2 separate regions of the Homo sapiens genome follow, and region 1 is linked to region 2. Evidence: read pairs that join two places in POLR2A ChIA-PET (ENCODE). Cell type or tissue: CD4-positive, alpha-beta T cell. All regions are shown on one strand. Links, peaks and the distances in the headings refer to the core of each region. The heading gives the core; the rest is flanking DNA.

Evidence for each region. ChIA-PET counts read pairs that join two places held together with the same protein. Peaks named below come from ENCODE experiments on the same cell type or tissue, not always from the same donor. Only the 100,000 strongest peaks of a DNase experiment are listed, where the experiment ranks them.
Region 1: POLR2A ChIA-PET joins it to region 2 with 14 read pairs; 2 of 35 experiments call an interaction of 5 or more read pairs at or near these places.

Annotation. Positions count from the first base shown.
Region 1 is chr1:224,314,694-224,322,693 of GRCh38, reverse strand. NVL (nuclear VCP like) reads left to right here. Exons shown (of 23, transcript NM_002533.4): 3 at 4,764-4,816; 4 at 4,901-5,000. Among named protein-coding and RNA genes, the nearest start is that of NVL, 11 kb to the left of the region's middle. In CD4-positive, alpha-beta T cell, for the core only: no CTCF peak of the experiment used is centred there; no DNase peak of the experiment used is centred there.
Region 2 is chr1:224,055,326-224,065,776 of GRCh38, reverse strand. LOC105373061 (a long non-coding RNA gene) reads right to left here and starts at 6,911. Exons shown (of 3, transcript XR_001737824.1): 1 at 6,827-6,911. In CD4-positive, alpha-beta T cell, for the core only: no CTCF peak of the experiment used is centred there; no DNase peak of the experiment used is centred there.

The sequences.
Region 1 (8,000 bases), core at 1-8,000, 260 kb before region 2:
GCATGAGCCACCACGCCCTGCGGTGTCCATATTTCTAACAGCAGTCACTTCAGAGCCATCTAGGTTTCTTCTAACATGCACCTCAAAACTCTCTGGCCTCTACTACCTAGTTCTGAAACCATTTCTACATTTTAAGGTATTTGTCACAGTAGCACTATACTTATCAATACCAAAATCTGTATTAGGAAGGAAGAAAAGAAGAGAAACTAAGACAGAAAGCTTTTTAAAACAATAGTATACCTCACTTTGGCTACCACTCAGTAGTATTTTTCCTTCCCCTGATCAGAATTTATTTAATGAGTGGTCTAAGGCCAGGGCACAGTGGCTCACACCTGTAATTTCAGCACTTAGAGAGGCTGACACAGGAGGATTGCTTGAGGCTAGGAGTTTGAGACCAGACTGGGCAACATAGCAAGATTCTGTCTCTACCAAAAAAAAAAAAAAAAAAAATTAGCGTGGCATGCACCTGTAGTCTGTCTTAGCTACTCAGGAAGTTGAAGCAGGAGGATCACTTGAGGCCAGGAATTCAAGGCTGCAGTGAGCTACGATTGCACCGCTGCACTGAAGCGTGGGTGACAGAGCAAGACCCTGTCTCTTAAAAAATAAAAATAAAGACTAAACTAAGATTGTTTCTATCCCCGCCACTCACTCCATTGAAATCTGTGAGTTGTGTTTTGTTGGTAACCTTTTTTCTTAGTTGGTGGTATGACTGTTACTCAGCCAGTCACCCAGGTTAATCTGTATGTTGTCCACTTCCTTCTACCTAGCCTTGAATCCCCCTGCCATGTCTATAATAAGTCACCAAGAAGCCTTGCTGTGGTCTCTTAAATATTTCATGATGCCTGTTCTCTCCTTTCCCTACCATTACTATACTAGCCTAATCCAGAGCCTCATTATTTCTTGTCTAGACTACTGTTTCAGTTTTTTTTTTTTTTTTTGAGGTGGAATCTTACTCTGTTGCTCAGGGTGGAGTGCAGCGGGGCAATCTCGGCTCACTGCAACCTCCGCCTCCTGGGTTCAAGTGACTCTCCTGCCTCAGCCTCCCAAGTAGCCAGGACTACAGGTGTACACCACCACACCCTAAAAATTTATTTAAAATTTATTTAAAAATTATTACTAAAAATAATTTTTGTATTTTTAGTAGAGATGTGGTTTCGCCATGTTGGCCAGTCTGGTCTTGAACTCTTGACCTCAAGTGATCCTCCTGCCTTGGCATCCCAAAGTGTTAGGATTATAGGCATGAGCCACTACACCTGGCCTGTTTCAGCTTTTAAACATTCTGCCTACATCCATCTGCCATCTTCTCTTATCCAGGTGTTGGCAAACTATGGCCCTCAAACCAGTTCCTGCCTACCACCTTGTTTTGTATGGCTCATGAGTGAAGAATCGCTTTTACGTCTTTCTTTCTCTCTTTGTTTAATTTTTAATTAATTATTTATTTATTTTTTGGAGACACAGTCTCGCTCTATCATCCAGGTTGGAGTGCAGTGGCTCAATCTCGGCTCACTGCAGCTTCAGCCCCCTGGGCTCATCCTTCTGCCTCAGCCCCCAGATGGCTGGAACTAAGGCACATGCCACCATGCCCCGCTGATTCTTTGTATTTTTTGTAGAGATGGGGTTTTGCCATGTTGCCCAGCTGGCCTTGAACTCCTGAGCTCAAGTGATCCTCTCGCCTCAGCCTCCTAAAGTGCTAGGATTCCAGGCATGAGCCACCGTGCCAGGCCCCAAGTTGCCTTTTTAAATGGTCATGATTTAGTACAATATTTGCCTCATCTAAAACTTTGTGTTTTGAAGTAATTTCACATTTAAGAAAAACTGACCCAGACGAGCTTAGACAACATAGTGAGACCCCCATCTCTGCAAAAAAAATCAAAAAATTAACTAGGTGTGCTGGCACGTGTCTGTCATCGTACCTACTCGGATGCTGGGGTGGGAGGATTGCATGAGACCAGGAGGTTGAGGTTGTGGCAAGCTCTGATTGCACAACTACACTTCAGCCTGACTGAGTGAGACCCTGTCTCAAAAACATAAAGTTTTTTTTTTTTTTGAGATGGAGTCTCACTCAGTCACCCAGGCTGGAGTGTGGTGGTGTGATGTCTGCCCACTGCAACCTCCACCTCCTGGGCTCAAGTGATACTCCTGCCTCAGCCTCCCAAGTAGCTGGGATTACAGGCACCCACCACCATGCCTGGCTGATTTTTGTATTTTTAGTAGAGATGGGGTTTTACCATGTTGGCCAGGCTAGTTTCGAACTCCTGACCGCAAATGATCCGCCCATCTTGGCCTCCCAAAGTACTGGGATTACAAGTGTGAGCCACTGCGCTGGCACAGATTTTTATAAAGAGGAAAATGGAAAAAATAGTACAAAGAACACCCATATACTCTACCTAGAATGTCCCTTTATCCATGCATACTATCTATTCCCTAAGGACAAAGGCTTTTATTATATAACCACAGTTTATTTATTAAAACCAGAAAATGTAATCTTGATTCAGTAATATTATCGAATCCACCATTCATATTCAGAGTTTGCCTGTCTCAATAATGTTCTTTATAGCTATTATTTTATCGGAATTTTTTTTCCAGAACTGAAATCCAGCCCCTAAATTATGCTTGTTTTGCTTTTTAGTTTCCTTTAATCTGCAACAGTTCCTCAACCTTTTTTTGTTTTTCATGATCTTTACATTTTTGAAGATTACAGGTAGTTACTATATAGAATATCCCTCAATTTGGATTTTTCTGCTGTTTTCACATGGTTGGAATCAGGTTATATGTTTTTGGAAGGAAAACCAAAGAAGCAATTTGACTTCAAAAGGCACAGAATATCTGTGTGGGGTGTTATTCGGTAATGTTAGTTTTGATCGATCCACTGTAAATTAATTTGAAATTAATAAATAATTTATAAGAATATATTTTCAGATTATACAAATATCCTGTACTCATCAAACTTTCACCTATATTTTTAGCAGATGGTCTTGCTAAAAATGTTTAACTTGAATTTAATAATGAGGAGACATAAATTCAGATTGTGGGACATTTTATAAATTAGCTGGCCTGGATCCTTCAAAAATGTCAGTGTTACATGCACAAAGGTGAAGAGATTATTACAAGTTAAAAGAGTCCAAAGAGACACAACAACCAAGTAAATGCATGAACCTTGACTAGACTCTGGGTCAAAGAAAAACAACTATATCCTGTCTCTACTAAAAATACAAAAAAATAGCCGGGTGTGGTGGCAGGCGCCTGTAGTCCCAGCTACTCAGGAGGCTGAGGCAGGAGAATGGCGTGAACCCCGGAAGCGGAGTCTGCAGTGAGCCGAGATTGCACCACTGCACTCCAGCCTGGGCCACAGAGCGAGACTCCGTTTCAAAAAAACAAAAAGAAAGAAAGAAAAACAACTATAAAGACCATTTTTTGGGAATAATTTGAGAAATTTTAATATGGACTGTATATTAGATAATTTATCAATATTAAATTTCTTATTTGTGCTAATTGTATTGTAGCTATGCAGATATCCTTTTTTTTTTTTTTTTTTTTTTTGAGACGGAGTCTTGCTCTGTCCCCAGGCTGGAGTGCAGTGGTGTGATCTCGGCTCACTGCAACCTCCGCCTCCTGGGTTCATGGGATTCTCCTGCCTCAGCCTCCCAAGTAACTGGGACCACAAGTGTGCACCACCACACCCAGCTGATTTTTTTTTTTTTTTTTGAGACGGAGTCCCGCTTTGTCGCCCAGGCTGGAGTGCAGTGGCACGATCTTGGCTCACTGCAAGCTCTGCCTCCTGGGTTCACGCCATTCTGTTGCCTCAGGCTCCCCAGTAGCTGGGACTACAGGCGCCCACCACCACGCCTGGCTAATTTTTTTTTTTTTTATTTTTAGAAGAGACGAGGTTTCACCGTGTTAGCCAGGCTGGTCTCAATCTCCTGACCTCATGATCCTCCCACCTCAGCCTCCCAAAGTTCTGGAATTACAGGAGTGAGCCACCGCACCTGGCTGCAGATATTCTTTTTTAAAGAGATACATGCTGAGAATTTTTGAGACGAAGGGTCTGTAACTTAGTTTCTTCTTCTTAGTTTTTTAATTTATTATTTTTTTTGAGATGAGATCTTGCTCTGTTGGCCAAGCTGAGTGCATTGGCGCAATCACGGCTCACTGCAGCCTTCACCTCCCAGACTCAAGCTGTTCTCCCACCTCAGCCTCCCAAGTAGCTGGGACTACAGCCACGTACTACCATACCTGGCTAATTTTTAATATTTTGTAGGGATAGGGTTTCCCTATGTTGGCAGGGATGGTCTCAAACTCCTAGGCTCAAGTGATTCTCCCACCTCAGCCTCCCAAAGTGCTGGGATTACAGGCATGAGCCACTGTGCCTGGCCTAGAACTTATTTTCAAATGGTTTTGCTCTACCCCTCCAAAAGAAATCTCTATATGTAGACAGAAGTAAAGTAAATGTGGCAGTTTGAGAATACTATAGGTAAAGAATATACGAGTGTTGATTACATTATTTCTTTCATATTTTTAGTAACTTTGAAATTTTAAAATAAAAATATTTGAAGCAAAAAAGGTTAGTTTAAAAAAGGGGGAAAATGGAGAAAGGTCACAATAGTAAATATATAAACTTAGAAGTTTGAAAATAGGGTTATGGCAAGTGTCTATACTGTAACAATGAAATATTCATGAAAATTTATTTGATCCATTTAGATTGAACTTAATGGAAAAATATTGGTGGAGACTACTATGGTAAACTTCTTGTTTTCTTTTTTCAGTATAGACTATGGTCGAAGAAAAAGAAATGCTTTTAGGATTCAGGTAGAAAAAGGTGAGTCTTATTGTTAGAGCTAAATTATCAATAAAGTTATACAAACGATTGTTTTAGCTCATAGCGTTTTTCTTTTTGTTTCAGTATTTAGCATAATTAGTAGTGAGAAGGAACTTAAGAATTTAACAGAATTAGAAGATGAACATTTGGCAAAAAGGGCAAGACAAGGTGAAGAGGATAATGAGTAAGTATACCAAATGCAGGGTTTTTTTAAACCATGAACTTTATCATGTTACATTCCTGCTTGTAAAACTTTCAGTGGCTCTTCATTGCCAACAAAGCCCTGCGTGATATTTACCTAACCTCTTCAGCCATATTGAATGTTCTTTATTCCCCAAAGAGATCAAATTCTCTTTGGCTGTGCCTTTGTATGGGTGGTTTTATTGAGTTAGAGTGTCATTTCCCTTTCACAAACTCCCACACAGCCCTCAAGAATCAGTTGAAATGTTACTGCCTTTATTAGGCCTAAGACCCCTTTTTAAATGTTTCCTTAGCTTCTAGTTACAGATATTTGTTATAATCCTTATCATATCATACGGCATTGAAATTATTTGCTTACTTGTTTGCATTACCAACAGTACTGTCTCATTACCTTCTTTTTCTGCCCTAATACAATATCAGATATATAAAAAGGTGCTGATTAATTTTGTTTAAGAAATAGTATTGAGAGTTTAAAAAATAGCTTTATTGAGGTATAATTGACATCAGTAAGCTCTACTTTTTTTTTTTTTTTTCTTTTGAGATTAAGTCTCACTCTGTCACCCAGGCTGGAGTGCAGTGGCACCATCTCGGCTCACTGCAACCTCTGCCCCCCGGGTTCAAGCGATTCTCTTGCCTCAGCCTCCCAAGTAGCTGGGATTACAGTCATGTGCCACCACACCCGGCTAATTTTTTATATTTTTGGTAGAGACGGGGTTTCACCATGTTGGCCAGGCTGGTCTCGAACTCCTGACTTCTAGTGATCCGCACATCTTGGCCTCCCAAAGTGCTGGGATTACAGGCGTGAGCCATTGCGCCTGGCCAACCTCTTCATTTTTAAAGTGTACAATTTGTTAAGTTTTGACATATAGATATACTCACTGAACTATCACCATAAGCAAGATACTGAACCTTTCCATAAATATCAAAAGTCTTCTTGTTCCGCTTTGCAATTCATTTCTCCCTCCACCCCTGCTTCTAGGCAAACTTTTTTCTTTTTCTTTTTTTTTTTTTTTTGAGACAGGGTTTTACTCTGTCACCCAGGCTGGAGTGCGATCACAGCTCATTGCAGCCTTGACTTCCCAGGTTACTTGATTCTTCTCCTTCAGCCTCCCAAGTAGCTGCAGGCACATGCTACCACACCTAGCTAATTTTTCGTAGAAATGGGGTTTTGCCATGTTGCCCAGGTTGGTCTCAAACTCCTGGGCTCAAGCAGTCTGCCCGCCTCATCCTCCCAAAGTGTTGGGATTATAGGTGCGAGCCACAGCACCCAGCTTTAGGCAACCATTGATTTGCTTTCTGTCACTGTATGTTACATTGCATTTTGTAGAATTTTATTTGGAATCATACTTTTAAAGTCTGGATTCTTTCATTCTTTCACTTAGCATGATTTTGAGATTTATCAATGTTGTGTGTATCAATAGTTCATTGCTTTTTATTGATAAGTATGTATGGACATGCTGCAATTATTTTATCTATTTATCTGTTTTTTTGTTTGTTTTTTTTGAGACAGAGTCTCACTTTGTTGCTCAGGCTGGAATGTAGTGGAGAGGCATATCATAACTCACTGCAGCCTCTACCTCCTGGGCTCAGGCGATTCTCCCATACGGGTGCATGCTACCATGCCCAGTTAATTTTCTAATTTTTTGTAGAAATGGGGGTCTCACTATGTTGTCAGGCTGGTCTTGTACCCCTGGGCTCAAGCAATCCTCTTGCCTCGGACTCCCAGAATGCTGGGATTACAGGTGTGAACCACCTTGCCTGACCTATCTGTTTATCTCTTGTTGGGCAGTTGGTTTGTTTCCAGTTTCTGGCTATTACAAATTAAGCTGCTATGAACATTTATGCTCATAAAATTCTACAAAATGCAATGTAACATATAGTGACAGAAAGCAAATCAATGGTTGCCTAAAGCCAGGTCTTTGTGTGGACAGTATTTTCATTTCCCTTGTTAAATATCTAAGATTAGAATAGCTGGGTCGTGTGATAGATGCATATTTAAGAAATTGCCAAACTATTTTCCAATGTCTTTATACCATTTTACTTTTACATTAGCAGTTTATGAGAATTCTACTCTTTCCACAAATTGCTGATATTTGTTATGGTCAGTGTTTAATTTTCAGTAGTGTTTCACTGTAAATATGACATTAGCTTTAGGTTTTTTTGTAGATGTCCTTTGTCAGATTGAGGAAGTTTCCTAATATTCCTAGATTGCTGAGAATTTTTGTCATGAATAGGTATTGCATTTGTCAAATGCTTTTCTGCATCTGTTGAAATTTCTCATTATGGCCTTTCCCCTTTAGTCTATTAATTTGATGAATTACATTGGTTCCCAGTATTAAGCCAATCTTGCCTCCTGGGGATAAACTCTACTTGGTCCTGATATGTTATCTTTTTAATGTATTGTTGGCAGCTTGGGCAACACAGCAAGACTCTGTCTCTACAGAAAATTTAAAAATTAGCCAGGCATAGTGGTGCATGGTTCTATCCCAGCTTCTTTGGAAGTTGAGGTAGGAGGATTGCTTGAGCCCCAGAGTTGAAGGTTACAATGAGCTATAATTATGCCACTGCACTCCAGCCTGGGTGAGAGAGTGAGGCCTTGTCTCTAAAAAAAAAAAAAAAGAAACAGAGTTATTTGTAAAGAGTATTTGTTTGACGTTGTTTTTTTGAGATGGAGTCTCACTCTTGTCGCCCAGGCTGGAGTGCAATAGCGTGATCTCAGCTCGCTGCAACCACCGCCTCCCGGGTTTAAGCCATTCTCCTGCCTCAGCCTCCTGAGTAGCTGGGATTACAGGCACATGCCACCATGCCCGGCTAATTTTTGAAAAAAAGGGTATTAATTGGATTCGATTTACTAATCTTTTTCTACAGATGTTTGCATCTGTATGTCATATTGGTCTGAATTTTCTTTTGTTCATTTTTGGAATGTCTGTCATATTTTGGTGTTAGGGTTACACCGGCCTCATGATATTAGTGGGAAAGTGTT
Region 2 (10,451 bases), core at 1,460-9,459:
AATTTAAGTAAAAACAGTTAAGAAAATTATTCTTAAAAATGACCAAATAGCAATGGAATTTTCATATATCAACTGCCTGCCTGTGGGGATGGTTTTGTGGTTCACTGAGGTTGCAACTTCCTTGTGCACTTTCACCTTTTACTTCCCTTCACTCTTCTGCCAGAAAGGTGACAGGTGGGGCCTTTCTGGGCAGTGAGAACATACTGTTTACTTTGGCAATCTTACAGATTTCTTACAGAAGGTGATACGATTTTCTTTAGGGTTAGACTTCTGAAGCAATTATTTGACCAGTATCATTTTGTACTTTATGAATCAAGAGCTTAAAAAATAGATTTTCTGAAAAGTCTCTTCTTTCCTTTCTATCTTAGTTTGTCTACTTTCTTTTTCTTTTTCTTTTGAGATGTGGCCCAGGCTACAGTGCAGTGGCACAATCTTGGCTCACTGCAGCCTCTGCCTCCTGGCTTCAAGCGATTCTCCTGCCTCAGCCTCTTGAGTAGCTGGGATTACAGACGCCTGCCACTGCACCTGGCTAATTTTTGTATTTTTAGTAGAGATGGGAGTCTCACCATGCTGCCCAGGCTGGTCTCGAACTCCTGACCTCAGCCTCCCAAAGTTCTGGGATTACAGGCGTGAGTCACTGTGCCCAGCCTCTTAGTTTGTCTTCTACATGGCACATTATCAGAGTTCAAAAAATCTCAGGATTGTCAAAAAAGTGATAATAATAATAATAACAGTAACAACAATAATATCAGACAGACTTCCCAGTCACTGTTCTAAGATGTGTCTAGCATGCTTTTATAAATAAAAAGCCAAGGAAGCTACCCCTGTTGTCTTGGTAAATTGCTTAGCAAATGCTGTGTGCCAGTGGGTACTTTGGAATGAAGATGCCAGCCTTTGCCATTCCTCATTCAAAGTCTATGCCAAACCTCACCTTACATCTCATGTTTTCTGAGCCTCTTTCCTAGGGTTTTGTGTGTCTGAGCTTACTAGAAAACACAGTTGGTTATGAAATCCTTCAAGATTCCCTTCCCTTAGTAAAAGTGCCAAAGTTCTATTACTGTAATAATCTTACAAAAACTAAACTAAAAAACAAACCTGCCCTAAGAAAAGATTTAAATTGCTATTGCTCACAACTAAGAAATCTTTATGAGCTGTGGATAAAGTTTTGTAACAGCCAACAAATATTAGCAGCCATAAGTCCATAAATTAACTATGAAAGTCAATGAATGTGCCTCTTGAATCAGATACCTGATACATTAGATTAGATTGTTTGAAAAAGGAAGGCCTCAAATAACACAAACCAGGAGCCCAGGAAAACATCTTTTCGTCTCCTTTTGTCTAATGTGGGCATTGATAGTCGGGTTCACCCAGGGAGGTGGGAACCCTGGATCCGCTTTCTTTTCCTTCTCTGTTTTCATCCCTCCCATTGTTTCCCTAGCGGGTGCCCAGTGGGTCCTCCGCAGGACTACTCTTCAAAAAGATTTGGCTCTTCAACCAGAGACCAGGAGCTACAAAAAAAAAAAAAAAAAAAAAAAAGAGAGAGAGAGAAAGATAAAGAAAGAAAAGATTTGGCTCAGAATTTACTGTCTTAACTTGGTTTCTTTATTCTATTCTGTCCTTGGGTTGGGCATTTCTGCTCATGTAAGCTCCCTGACTCCTACGTCTAATAAGAGTTTTTCTATTTTCTTTCTCATATCTCTGGATTTAGAAGAGATATCCTCTTTGATTCTTTAGTTGCAGCTCTTGCTCCATCTTACACATTTACCACTGTCTTCCTCATATTTGACTGGCCTCATGTGCAGTGTTACTATACAGTAAGTGCTTTGTAAATATTTGTTGAGATTTGAATGAAAATGAAGTCAGAAAGCTGGAATAGCCTGAGTTTATTACCTGTGAGCTGTGGACAGCTGTAATCTGAGAGACGGCAGGAGACACCTGAGAGGAGCAGCATGAATGCATGATAGGAGTCACAGCCTTGCCCCTCTGATTTCTTATGGTTTTTGGATTTTGTTCCCCCTTGGTAACTAGATGTTACACTTATAAATGTCACATGTATTTCTCAAATCAGAAAGTAGGAACTTAGTAGTTTTAGAAAATCACATGACCCAATTAAAAACCTTCCAAAGCTCAATCACTGACAATATTCAATTAAAATGCTTTATTGGGCTGGGCGTGGTGGCTCACGCCTGTAATCCCAGCACTTTTGGAGGCTGAGACAGGCGGATCACGAGGTCAGGAGATCAAGACCATCCTGGCTAACACGGTGAAACCCCGTCTCTACTAAAAATACAACAACAACAACAACAAATTAGCCGGGCGTGGAGGTGGGCGCCTGTAGTCCCATCTACTCAGGAGGCTGAGGCAGGAGAATGGCGTGAACCCGGGAGGCAGAGCTTGCAGTGAGTTGAGATCACGCCACTGCACTCCAGACTGGGCGACAGAGTGAGACTCTTGTCTCAAAAAAAAAAAAAAGCTTTATTGGTAATCATTTCTCTTAAACTGCAGAATAAAATGGCTTTATGAAAATGTCAGGCATAGAGACGATAATAATGCAACCTTATACTGTATTTATCTGATAATTACCCTATAGGTGATTTAAATGTTTAATAAGTGCCATTTTTGTGTTCTGTGGACTTGCAAGTGTCTCTCTAGGTGAATAATTTGGAGTGGTAAAAGGATCATTTCTCGAAGATGGAAGCAAAACCTCAAGAACACTGAGTAAAAGAAAACCTTTGCAATTCCCAGCAAATCAGAATTGCTCAGAGATCCCATTGCAGCAGTCTGTTTTCTTTGCTTCTTGGAAGAACCGTTGGAGGAGCAGCATTTAACACTGACATGCACACCCTCTTCTAAGTGGGGCGAGGTAGTGGTAGAAATAATGGAATTGAAGGCTATTTCGCCTTTAGAATTGGATTCCAAGTGGGCCGCACAGTGTTCTGTGCAAATGTGCTTTTTAATGTTCATAGGGAGAAAGACACAGACTCGTTAAAAGGAAAATGTAAAAATTTCTGGAAGGGACAAAGGATTAGTAGCCACCTGTGGCCTGATGTAAATTCCTTCCCTGGTACTCTTTTTTAAATTTTTAAATTATTTTATTTTATTTTTTGAGATGGAGTCTCACTCTGTCACCCAGGCTGGAGTGAGCACAATCTTGGCTCACCTTCGCCTCCTGGGTTCAAGTGATTCTCCTGCCTCAGCCTCCTGAGTAGCTGGGATTACAGGCACGTACTACCATACCTGGCTAATTTTTGTATTTTTAGTAGAGACAGGTTTCCCCATGTTGCCCAGGCTGGTCTTGAACTCTTGTGCTCAAGCATTTCACACACCTCAGCCTCCCAAAGTGCTGGGATTACAGGAATGAGCCACCGCATCTGGCCTTTTTAAAAAAAATTAATCTGGAAATCAGCTCCACCTTCCCTGCTACTCTTTAGCCAATTCCTTCCTTCTCTACCAACACTTAGAATCTTTTTCTATATTGGCAACACCCTTTTTCTCCTGTCTATAAACATGTTCATGTTTTCTTCCATCTAAAAAAGCTTTCTCACTTCAGTGAAATTTTTAGGGAAAAATGTAAAAAAATGTAAAAAGAAAAGAAAAAGAAAAAAGAATCTCTCTTCATATTGCATTTCTCTATTTCTTCCTTTATGTCATTGCTTGAAAGAGTAACAGTCTACACAGCGTTTGACATGTAGTGGGGTACTTTATAGTTATAGAATAGCAAAGGCATGCAAGTTGTAAAAACTGTCTTTATAAAGGTTTTGTAAAAAAAAAAAAAATCTTTCCTTGAAAAGTAGACATTGATAAGGAAGAAGAGGAGTTCTGAGCTTTGGTGGTTTTAAAACATGGCCCCCAAATTCTGTGATACTCTTCTCATTGAGAAGTGGAGTCTATGTCACCTCTCCTTGAATCTGGGTTCTGTGCTTATTTGGCTAATGAAATATAGTGGAAGTGAGCAGTGCCAGTCTCCAGGACCAGGTCTTCAGAACCTGGCAGCTTCCACTTCCTGTTTCTTGGACCCAGGCACCATGTGATGAAGAAGCCCAGGCCACACAGAGAGACCATCCTTAGATGTTCCAGCTGAGGGTCAAATACAATGGTTATTGTACAACACATATGTTTTGAGGTGGTTTGGTATGCAGTCCTAGATAACTGGTGAGCTGGTCTGTTCCTTTTCTAATCTTGCTTTCCATTAATCCTGACTGGCAGATGTAACTCCTTTAACTGGCCTGCAGGCTCCCATACACTCACATCTGTAGCCCTATCTTGCCGCTAGGCAATAGTTACAAACCCAAACGGCTTCAGGGGTGTGCAGGGCAGAGAACAAAAGAACCTTGACCAGCATAGCCTAATAGAATGTTCTCATGGAAAGTTCTTAATCTACGAATCCAATACACTGTCTGGCACACAAAGTGTGGCTAGTGTGAATGAGGGACTGAACTTTTAATTTAATTTAATTTTAGTTTTTTTTTTTTTTTTTTTTTTGAGACAGAGTCTCACTCTGTCACCCTGGCTGGAGTGCGGTGGTGCAGGCTCGGCTTATTGCAACCACCACCTCCCAGGTTCGAGAGATTCTCCTGCCTCAGCCTCCTGAGTAGCTGGGTGGGACTACAGGCATATGCCACCACGCCCGGCTAATTTTTGTATTTTTAGTAGAGACAGGGTTTCACCATCTTGGCCAGGCTGGTCTTGAGCTCCAGACCTTAGGTGATCTACCCACCTCGGCCTCCCAAAATGCTGGGATTACAGGTGTGAGCCACCATGCCCGGCCAATTTTAGTTAATTTTAACATGAAATGTAAAAGCCACATAGAGCTAGTGGCTAACTATGTAGAACAGTACAGCTCTAGACAATACCTGCTTATATGAAAGAAAACACTGGTCTAATTACATTGTTTTAGCATTTCTTAAGTCAAAGTTTTAGTGCATTCTGATTCTTAAAAATTGCATCAGTAGTACCAAAACAGCAGATTCCTGCCCCATCTTTTAGTCTCACTCGGCAGAGGCAACCACTTTCACTTCTCTTGGGCATTTCTTTTGATATTTACCTCTATATGTAAAGAATATGCTTAAACTGTTATTTTAAAATTTATCCTTTTTGGCCACTATCAATTTATTTCCTGTTACAATAGATGAAGATTTAGCAAGTATTAGAGAATAGATAGTACCCAATCTTTTTAGCATCATAAAATATGCCAGCTGGCCGTGGTGGGTCATGCCTGTAATCCCAGCACTTTGGGAGGCCGAGGTGGGTGGATCACCTGAGGTCAGGATGTCAAGACCAGCCTGGCTAACATGGTGAAACCTCATCTCTACTAAATATACAACAATTAGTCAGGCGTGATGGTGCATGCCTGTAGTCCCAGCTACTTGTGAAGCTGAGGCAGGAGAATTGCTTGAACCCGGGTGTTGGAGGTTGCAGTAAGCTGAGATCATGCCTCTGCACCCCAGCTTGGGTGACAGAGTGAGAATCTGTTTGAAAAAAAAAAAGCCAGTGTATCAGTTTCTTATCACTGCTATAACAAGTAATCACGAGCAAGCCTAATGGCTTAAAACAACACACACTTATCTTACAGTTCTGGAGATCACTAGCGGGACACACACCCAGTTGGGCTAAAATCCAAGTGTTACAGGGCTGTGTCCCTTTCTGGAAGCTTTAAGGGAGAATCTGTTTCCTTGCCTTTTTTAGCTTCTAGAGGCTGCCAGAGTTCCTTGGCTCATGTCCCCTTCCTTCCTCTGTAAAGCCCACAGTGTTGCACGTGTCCAACCATTCTTCTGTAGTCACATCTCCCTCTGACTACGAACTCGGCCAAGAAAGGTTCTCTGATGAAAAGAACAGTGTGATTGGATTGGGCCCATCCAGATAATACAGGATAATCTCCCCACCTCAAGGCCCTTAATTTATTTATTTTTTTTTTTTATTTTTTTTTTTTTTTATATTTAGTTAATTTAATTGAAATGTTTTTAAATATATTGTTTCATTGCATTGATCACTAACTTTGAAGGGATTTATTTTTATTAACTTGCAGCATAGAAAGGAGTAAAAATAAACAATACTCATATTTTCCCCAGTTAATGAAAATAAACAAGTATTAGTAAAAAGCTTCTGATCTCTAAGAGTACATAATAGAATTCTTTTTGAGAATAACTGCTGTTTTGACAAATACCATATCCTTCAAGACAAATCGAACAACCAAAAGACAATCTGCCTTTATTTCTCAAAATGACTTTGACCTCAAATTCTGAAACTGACAGGGTGACTTTGCTCAGTGAATAAATATGATACAGAACCTTTTAGAGGGAATCGAATATGCCGAATACCCAAGTGATCTCTCTGTCTCTCTTTTTTTTTTTTTTTTTTTTTTAAGGCCCTTAATTTAATCACATCTGCAAAGTCGCTTTCGCTCCATCAGGTAACGTCTTCACAGATCCCGGGGATTAGAATGTGGATGTCTTTGGAGGGTTATTATTCCACCTTCTGGATGTACCTTTCCTCTTCTCTATTTTCAGTGACATTGCCTAACCTTTAGAAACACTGTGGTGGGGTGGTATATAAGATCTTCAAGCTGTTCCCCTCAGACTTGCGCATTTACTTTTATTGGATTTGTATTTCGCTGTGCAGGGCGTAACAAAATATGCCTGCAGGTCCTGTATGGAGGCTGGTCTCCAGTCCGTGACAATTGCATCAGAAGTGCTGTAAAGAATCCTGCCTCAGTGAATCCAGACTGATGGTCCAATGAGTCTTGTTTCTCGGAGCTCCTTGAGGGCAGGGACTATTCTCCATTATAGTCCAGCGCCTGCCACGTACTAAGTGCTCAGAAAATACTTACCCCATGACTGAAGGATCTCTTCCTGACACTGGAGAACCAAGATTAAAGCCACCTCCCTGGGCTGAGGGTCCTTAACATGTGTGGCCTGGAGCTTTGATCTGTAGGACCAATCCTGACCTCATAGAGAGGCATTTGACCATGTAAATCAACATTCTAGGACTGCCTCCAATTCACTCTTGCTTCTAGACTGGAGGAGCCTGTGAGCTGGTTCTGATGCCTGGTTCGATGTGATCGCTAATGTGCTTAGGTCTGTCTAGTACCCTCTCTATTCAAATCTCAAAGTTTACTTTCTTCCCACCAGTACCGTCTACTCCAAAAAGCCAGTCTATCCAAGAGCCATGGCCTGGAGATTGGTGGCCTGCATACAGCTAACTGTTACACAATGCTAACTCCCTGATTTCTGAGTATTATAGGTAGGGCTTCACCTGTCTCGCAGGACACCCCGAGACATCATGTTAGTCACTGGGTACTCACTGTGACTTTGTATATCATCTGAGTCATTGTTCTGCCTTCCTGTGAGGCAGGAAAATAGGGTCTGGAGGCAGGGAACATAAGGCTGATTCACACTTCGGCTATAACAGAAAACATCCTCTCCATAGAGCGTATGCTGTAAATGACTGTAACTTTACTTCATCCTCTCCATTTACATAGGGTGTACCCAAAGTTACCAATGGAATTTTGTAGGGAGTATTTAAACTCCCAAAAATTCTGTAACAGGGCCTTTTGAACCCTATGCTCAGGCCCACTCCCACACTGTGGAGTGTACATTCATTTTCAATAAATCCCTTCATTCCTTCCTTGCTTTGTGCGTTTTGTCCAATTCTTTGCTCAGGACGTTAAGAACCTGGACACACTCCACCTTTAACCCCTGGAGAATGTTCTCTTCAGTGCAGGTGCTGTCCTGCTACCTACTACCAGTCATTACCCAAGCACCTGCCACACCCCTGCTACCACATGAAGTTCAGATCTACCCATCTTGCTGCTGTGCTAGCACTCAAAGTGATATAGCATGGCCATAGCGTGACTCAGTGAATGGAAATGAAGATTACCAGATGGGACGGCAGTAAGTTAATGTGCCTCCATCCCCCGTTTCCCTCACTACCTTGTCTGGTTCTGTGGGCCTCCTCCCTATTCCTCCTTTTCCCGTGCAGCTCCTCTGCAGGAGGGCCAATGCTCACTTCATATCAAGGCTCTCCCTTTCACTTTGCTCCACACCAACTCAAAGTTCAACTGAAATCCAATATGGGTTCTTTATTTCCCTCACACCCACCATACACAATGCCCACAGCCGGTTACATCTTCTGCTGCCTCTGGTCTGAGTGTTTCTTTCCAGGACAGTTCTCTGGTAGTGACCTCTGTACTCAGCTATTCTGTCCCCTGCTCTGCCTGCATTGGGGCAACAGAGGAACTATTTTATATTCTGCTTCTTTGGGCAGCAAAAGTAAATTACACAAGGTGTGGGTGGAGGGGGGTCCAAGTTGATGGTGGCACATGATTAGTGGTTTCTACATCATTGCAGAACAAACAGAGCTGTCTTTCAAGGAATGATGAGCCTGCCATAAGGCGGATTTCACGTGTTTCCAACAGTTCTATTATTTTCGGATCATTACAAATTTTTCCCTCTCTGGAAAGTTAAAAGGATCTGCTCTTTCCTCCCTCCCATCCCTACACACTCCCTACATTTTGTTTACAGGTTTCTGCATCCAGAATGGGTTTTGAATGTCGTTACTCAGAGTGTCACAGGCATCCATGTTTCTGCCTGACATAGAAATCTGTTTTCAACTTGGACCCCCCTCCACCCACACCTTGTGTAATTTACTTTTGCTGCCCAAAGAAGCAGAATATAAAATAGTTCCTCTGTTGCCCCAATGAAGGCAGAGCAGGGGACAGAATAGCTGAGTACAGAGGTCACTACCAGAGAACTCTCCTAGAAAGAAACACTCAGACCACAGGCGGCAGAAGATGTAACCGGCTGTGGGCATTTTGTATGGTGGGTGTGAGGGAAATAAAGAACCCATATTGGATTTCAGTTGGTGTGGAGCAAAGTGAAAGGGAGAGCCTTGATGTGAAATGAGCATTGAACCTCCTGCAGAGGAGCTGCACGGAAAAAGGAGGAATAGGGAGGAGGCCCACAGAACCAGACAAGGTAGCGAGGGAAACGGGGGATGGAGGCACATTAACATCACAATTCATCATGGCCGAATTTGTGTCTTTCTCACTCCATGGTATGGGTTCCATCATCATCTTGGTTGTCTTTACAATCCCTGAGACTCATATACAGATGGTGGAAGGGGGAAGAAGGGGCCAGGGGAGCAGGGAAAGAGGCCCTACTTCTATTCTATTCTATTCTATCCTTTTTTTTTTTTTTTTTTTTTTTGAGATGGAGTTTCACTCTGTTGCCCAAGCTGGAGTACAGTGGTGCTATCTTGGCTCACTGCAAACTGTGCCTCCCAGGTTCAAGCCATTCTCCTGCCTCAGCCTCCTGTGTAGCTGGGATTATAGGCACCCACCAACACGCCTGGCTAATTTTTGTATTTTTAGTAGAGACGGGGTTTTGCCATGTTTTCCAAGCTGGGCTTGAACTCCTGACTTCAGGTGATCCACCCGCCTTGGCCTCCCAAAGTGCTAGAATTACAGGCATAAGCCACCGCGCCTGACCCCTACTTCTATTCTTAAAGGCTTTGTAGCCATCTCTGGCATGTGACGATTAGGTAGATATCCAGACTCAGGGCAGTATTCAATCCTAGTGCCAAGAGAAGGAATGCCAGATCAACGTTCCTCCCAACAAAATGCTGCCCCAGCAAGGGCTCTTTCTGCCTAGATGTCGTGTAGTAGCATGGTTAAGAGCATCGACGCTGGTGCCAGATTCACCTGATTTCAATTCCTGGCTCATCCACCAAGTCATTTTGTGAGGTCATGAAATGTATTGCCCTCTCTGTGCCTCAGTTTCTTCATTTGTAAAAATGGGTAAATAATAGTACATAGCTTAGAGTATTCTTGTGAGAATTAAATGCCTTAATGCTATTAAAAGGTTAGCATGGCTGGGTGTGGTAGTGCAGACCTGTAATCCCAGCACTTTGGGAGGCCAAAGTGGGAGGATCACTTGAGCACAAGAGTTCAAGACCAGCCTGGGCAACATGGGGAAACCTGTCTCTACAAAAAATAAATAAACTAGCGCCAGGCATGGTGGCGCATACCTGTGGTGCATAGCTGAGTGGTCCCAGCTACTCAGGAGGCAGAGGTGGGAGGATTGCTTAGCCCAGGAGGATGAGGCTCCAGTGAGCCATTCATGCCACTGCACTCCAGCCTGGGCGATAGAGTAAGACACTGTCTCAAAAATAAATTTTAAAAAATAAAATAAAAATTAAGAAGGTACAGTGTTTCATATATAAGCATTTAATACTTATCCACTACTATTTTGTAGTGGATATACTATGCTCTTGTTGCCCAGTCTGGAGTGCAATGGTGTGACCTCAGCTCACTGCAAACTCTGCCTCCCGGGTTCAAGCGATTCTCATGCCTCAGCCTCCCAAGTAGCTGGGATTACAGGCATGCGCCACCACACAGGGCTAATTTTGTATTTTTAGTAGAGGCGGGGTTTCACCATGTTGTCCAGGCTGGTCTC